Linked DNA regions of Homo sapiens: region 1 is linked to region 2. Evidence: chromatin loops called from intact Hi-C (ENCODE). Cell type or tissue: heart left ventricle. All regions are shown on one strand. Each heading gives the region's core, and the rest is flanking DNA. Links, peaks and the distances in the headings are about the cores only.

The links. Peaks named below come from ENCODE experiments on the same cell type or tissue, not always from the same donor. Only the 100,000 strongest peaks of a DNase experiment are listed, where the experiment ranks them.
Region 1: a loop joins it to region 2, with 4 times the contacts of the local background. A loop is called at or near these places in 31 of 110 quality-filtered maps.

What each region holds. Positions count from the first base shown.
Region 1 is chr9:13,346,176-13,349,004 of GRCh38, reverse strand. No RefSeq gene overlaps it. Among named protein-coding and RNA genes, the nearest start is that of MPDZ, 68 kb to the right of the region's middle. In heart left ventricle, for the core only: no CTCF peak of the experiment used is centred there; no DNase peak of the experiment used is centred there.
Region 2 is chr9:14,355,852-14,358,680 of GRCh38, reverse strand. NFIB-AS1 (NFIB antisense RNA 1) reads right to left here. Exons shown (of 2, transcript NR_186536.1): 2 at 117-1,529. It also overlaps a transcript of NFIB not described here. Among named protein-coding and RNA genes, the nearest start is that of NFIB-AS1, 40 kb to the right of the region's middle. RefSeq lists an enhancer at 2,400-2,829. In heart left ventricle, for the core only: no CTCF peak of the experiment used is centred there; no DNase peak of the experiment used is centred there; H3K27ac peaks cover 387 bases.

The DNA.
Region 1 (2,829 bases), core at 201-2,700, 1.0 Mb after region 2:
GTTAAATCCAGCTTTACCATTCACGAAAACTTTTACAGATTCCAGTACCAAAGGCATCATACGATCTCTAAGTGCATTGCCATTCATATATACCTGGCTCCTGGGCATAAGGTGAGCATATTCAGTCCCACTTCATTTTACTAGAATGCAGTCTTTGAGGGCAGACAAAATACCTTATTCATCCCTACCACCTACACCTAGCACAATGTGGTTTATCTATTCATAATTTATCTACTCATAAATGAATAGTGTTTATTTACAAATTAATCATGTAATCTTTCACTTACATAACTGCTGTTATTAAAATATGCATTTGGACTATTTTTTCCATTTGTGGCAATGAGAGTTTCTACAAACCTATTCAAGTGCTTCACTGGAACACTCTTAACCAAAGTCAAATTGTGGAAGAGTTACATAAACTAGTAGATTTGAAGTCATTATTTACCTCATTCTCAGCTTTCAAAAGTTGTCTATGGGTCATAATATGCCATTTTATTAAGTCCTTCATTTAATTTTAAAATATAAGTCATCATTTCCCAATCAGAAAAAGAGGTCCTCCTCCTCCTCCACCGCCACTTCTTCTTCCTCTTCCTCCTCCTCCTCCTGTTCTTCTCCTTCTCCTTCTCCTCCTCCTTGTTCTTCTCTTTTATTTATTCATCTTCTTTTTCAGAAAGGGTTTTTCTCTGGCTGGAGTGCAGTGGCCCAATCATAGCTCACTGCAGCCTCAAATTCCTGAGTTCAAGCAATCATCTCACCTCAGCCCCTGAGTAGCTGGGACTACAAATGTGCACCACCACACCCAGATAATTGTTTTTTATTTTTTGTAGAGACAGGGTATCACTATGTTGCCCAGGATATTCTCAAACTCCTGGCCTCACATGAGCCTCCAGCCTTGGCCTCCCACAATGCTGGGATTATAGGTATGAGCCACCATGCCCAGAACTTTTTTAAGGCAGAACATGGGACCTGCTTTTAAGTTCCATCTTAGCCACTACTTAAGTCTCCAACCACCTCCAAGTCACTTAATGACGAAACTACTTAAAGGGCGTATTATATTTTATAATGTATTTTTGCAATATATATGTATTTTTTATAATAAGATGTGTGAATTATGGGGCACATAATAATGATAATCACTATAGTTATTGTTACTATTGACATTCTCTTTACTTATCAATAAAAATGTTCAATGATGATTTATAATTTAAATATGAAATCTGTCCTCAATCTACCTTATATTTGGAAAAGTTTGCAATTTGATAGACTAGCCAATAGTCTTAGAATACAGTTTTTCTTTCCCAGGAATTCATTATCTAGAAGCAAATTGGCCACCATAGCTTAGAAAATATTTTGATTTTGTCAGGAAAGCTTTAATAAAGGAAACTATATATGTTCATCATCTATGCCACTCAAGTAATACCCAAATATTCTACAGATGTTTTATGAGGAATGGACAATCTTAGTTCAACTCAACCACCAGGTCCCTATAGTTTACGCCAACATCCTAGTTCTAAGAAAGCCTTGTAATATGTGCTTCAGCTGTCAAGAAAAAACATCAGATCAGTTCTACTTCATATAGAACAGTCAGACTTTGGATCAGATACTGGCATATTTAATCTGCCCAAGTTTGTTTTGATGTCCTCTAAGTAGAAGATTAATATTTTGGAATAGGAATGATACAGCCAGACAGACCAGATGTTTATTTCTGTCTGCCTTTGGCTGCGATTGTTTAAATACAACCTAAAGAAAGGTCTAATGAATACTTACTGTGGTGATGAAAGTTCCTGCAGTGCTTCCAGGGTTGCATTATTTGATTTGCATTTCAGCCTGATGTCAGGACGCTGGTGGGGGTCTGTTATAATAGATTTTCTAATACATTTTCTACGTGCCTAATTTGGTATACATTTAAATGTATATATGTACACACGTAAATGTTTGTGCTTGTTATTTAAGGTATTCCAAGTAAGGTTTAAAGCATTGAAACCATCTGATTTGCATTTTTCAACAAGAACCAACATTTGTATTTATTTATGGAAACACTTTTGGCATAAGACTTTCTACTAAATTATAATAAAAACTTTCCGTATCACCCTGGGGAATCTGGCAATCAGCCTACCTCCTACCCAGATCAGTCTTCCCCACCTACTCCTGCCTTCTCCCATCCATTATATGCTTAACTTAAATCTGTGGTCTTGCCTGGAGCTGGTGATGAGGAGAAATAGAAAGTTAAATAAGGCAGTATGTAGTAACATGGCTGTGATTCCCTTGATCTCTGAGGTCCCCTAGGAATCCATAGATTGACCATCTAATATTTAGGCAGCTCTATTTTCTTTTTCTGTAAAATGGACACAAATATATTTTGCATTTTTAAAGTGTAATAACACCCAAGAAACTAATTGAATATAAATATTCCTACGGCCTAAGGCTAGGAGAGTCACATTCCTGTCAATTTTTAAAATGTCTTGTCTACAGCCAATCTATCTTTCCAGTCTAAACTGAAAAAATTACTGGCCCTCCCAAAGAAATACAATTTTAAAATTGTATCATTAATTACTACCACAATAAGATAATAATAATATACATATTGAGTGCTTATTATATTCAAGACAATACAATGATTTAGATGTATACATTCTTTACATCCATGATTTCATTTAATTGGCAGTATTCTAATAGTTAAGTATTATTATGATGCCTGTATCATAGGAGGTAAATCTGAAAATCTTAGAGGTTAAAATGACTTGTCTAACATCACAACAGTTAAAAAATGGCAACAGAGGGACTCTAATCCAGGAGTATCTTATTTAACTTTTATTTATTTTATTGTAT
Region 2 (2,829 bases), core at 102-2,601:
CATGAACTGGAAATAGGGTGTGTGGTTTCTTTTAGAGAAAACTGGGGTGCTACTACCTAAAGAAGGAGAAAGTAACATTGGGAAGACAAAAACAACGAATCCACCTCAGTCCTCAGTGTCATTGTTTCAACATATTTTAATGATTTCAGGCTAGGAAAAAACTTTCAGCAAAGTTTCCAAGAATTACAAGTATGACTGCTGTGGGTATGCACGTACCTGCAAATCAGACTCTCTCCTCCTATGGAAAAAAACACAGTTTTTCACATTTCCATTTTAGTTAGCCCATAAAATCTGGCTTTTTAAGCCTGGACACATTTATCCCAAAGTGATTGTGCTCAGAAAATGTGAAAGAAACGAACAGCCTTTTTTTAAAGTATATATTTTTTAGTTTTTAGCAGTTTTATTTATGTATTTATATATAATTCACATTTTATATAAATATAAAATTATTTTATATAGTATATATTTATTGATATATGAGTTATATATCAATAAATAGATATTAATTATGTAAATAAACTTATGTCTAATTCACACATTGTGCAATTCATCCATTTAAAGGGCAAAATGCAATGGTTTTTAACAAAATCACAAAGTTGCACAACCATCACTACAATTAATTTTACAACATTTAATCAACCTAAAAAGAAACTCTGCACCACTTTGCTGTCATCCTCCAGGCTCCCCAAACTCTCCCCAAGCTCTAGCCAATCACTAGTCTAGTTTCTGTCCCTATAGAATTGCCTATTCTAGGAATTTCATATAAGTAGAATGGTACAATACATATTCTTTTGTGACAGGCTTCTCTTACTTAGCATGATATTTTAAGGTCCATCCTTGTTAACGCATGTATTAATATTTCATTTCTTTCTTCACCAAATAGCATTCCATTACACGTATATCCCACGTTAAGTTTATCCATTCATTGGTTGATGGACGTGTGGATTGCTTTCCCTTTTTGGCTATTATGAAAAGGCTGCTGTGAACATTCATTTACAGGTTTTTACGTGGACATAAGTTTCCATTTCTCTTAAACCAATGGTCTCTTTAGTAAGTGTTCTTATTTTCCACATGATTAAGGAAACTGCTATTTAGGAGTTAACTCAGAAATATCTCATGTAGAATTTCAAACCTCTTGAATATTGGGTCACTACCTCCAACCCTGCTATTTCTTGGTAGGGAGGAGGAGGGTGCTGTCTATCAGGAAAAAGTTGGATCTGACTTGGGGCTCACAGATCACTGCACAGGGGTGACTGAATTCCCTTTGCAGCACCTGAGGCCAGGTCTGGCCCACAACTGGCTCACAGTAATCAGCCCATCACAGTGTTCCTTCAGGGACTCTCCACATATAAAGTATACAGAGTAAGAAAAATAAAACCTTAGTCTCTGACCTGGAAATCAGAGTCATGGGGTTTGGGAAACTTGCAGGAAAGAAGAGGAAAAAAAAAATAGCTTTCCTGATAGAAGCCAATGAAGTTAATTTTCTCCCTTGTGTGACTTGGAGGAGTTCTTTGGTGTGTCCTGCAGACCTGCAATGAAAAAGAAGGCCCTATATTAATTTATACAGCAACTCTTTTCCAAGAAATTCAGAGCATTTCAAACAGTCTTTCACTCATTCCCCTGAGGGATTTTGCACAGTGTGCATAAGAAATTACTTCTTTTAAAATTTACACTCTTCAGTTAGCCAGTACTGAGCAGAAATAGAACTAGAAAAGCAGACCTCCTGACCAAACATTCCGCTATAATATTTTCAGTGAGCTTCTATAAATCAGTGTATATCCTTAAAAACAGGATCTCCCCATAACAGCCCCATGACCACTCACCGGTGACTGACATTCCTTTCAGCAAGAGCAAAAGTTTCCCTTCCAAATTAGAATCCACTGGTATGGCATGCACTATAAAACTGAAGTGTATCATTATTCATAATTAAGTGCTCAGGATCACCCAGACCCTCAGACCATCCAGTTTTACTCTCCAGCTCAGCCCTCCTAACTCACCCCAGCTGAGGACCCCTTAATAATCCTGAAACTGGTGGAGTGCAAGAGAGGAGTCCTGCTCGTAAACCCCAGGCAAAAAACAGGAGACGAAATCAGTCCTGCTCTCACTGTTGTTTCTTGCTCTGTCTCGGTGCTGTTTTTACACGGGGCTGCACTGCCCCTCAGGGCCTTGCTGACCATTCTGGGTAGCATATTCAGCTCCAGCTTCCCAAAGCCCACCAGCATCAGCCACATGCAGGGCTAAACTTAGCCCTCAACCCCAAACACTAGTTCCTCGTGTGGGGCCTTTTCTCAAGATATTCTTATTGTGAAATCCTCAGTATCCATCCCTGGGAAAAGAAAATCTTGGTCCGAGCCACACTAGCTCATGTGGAATCTTGGGAAATAACATCCTGGGGAGTATCTGTGCCTTTCTTTTTCCCACTTCAAGAAAACCTCTGGGATCCATAAGTTCCCTCCTAGTGACTACCAGAGAATGGGAAGTTTTAATCCAGTTAGTGACAAAAAGTGCGTACTAGTGTCTCACGCTGCCCCAGCCTCAGGCATATTTTGTTTGGGACCCCATAATCTTAATATGCACATTATTTAAAACGTGTACTAGTTGTCAGCTAGCACTGGCCACACAGTTTGTGAGGGACCAGTGCAATGCAAAAATGCAAGCCCGTTGTTGAAAGTTTAAGAATTGCAAATTGGCCTTTTTTTTTTTTTTTTATTTGTTTGTTTGTTTGAGGCGGAGTCTCGCTCTGTCACCCAGGCTGCAGTGCAGTGGCGTGATCTCAGCTCACTGCAAGCTCCGCCTCCCGGGTTCATGCCATTCTCCTGCCTCAGCCTC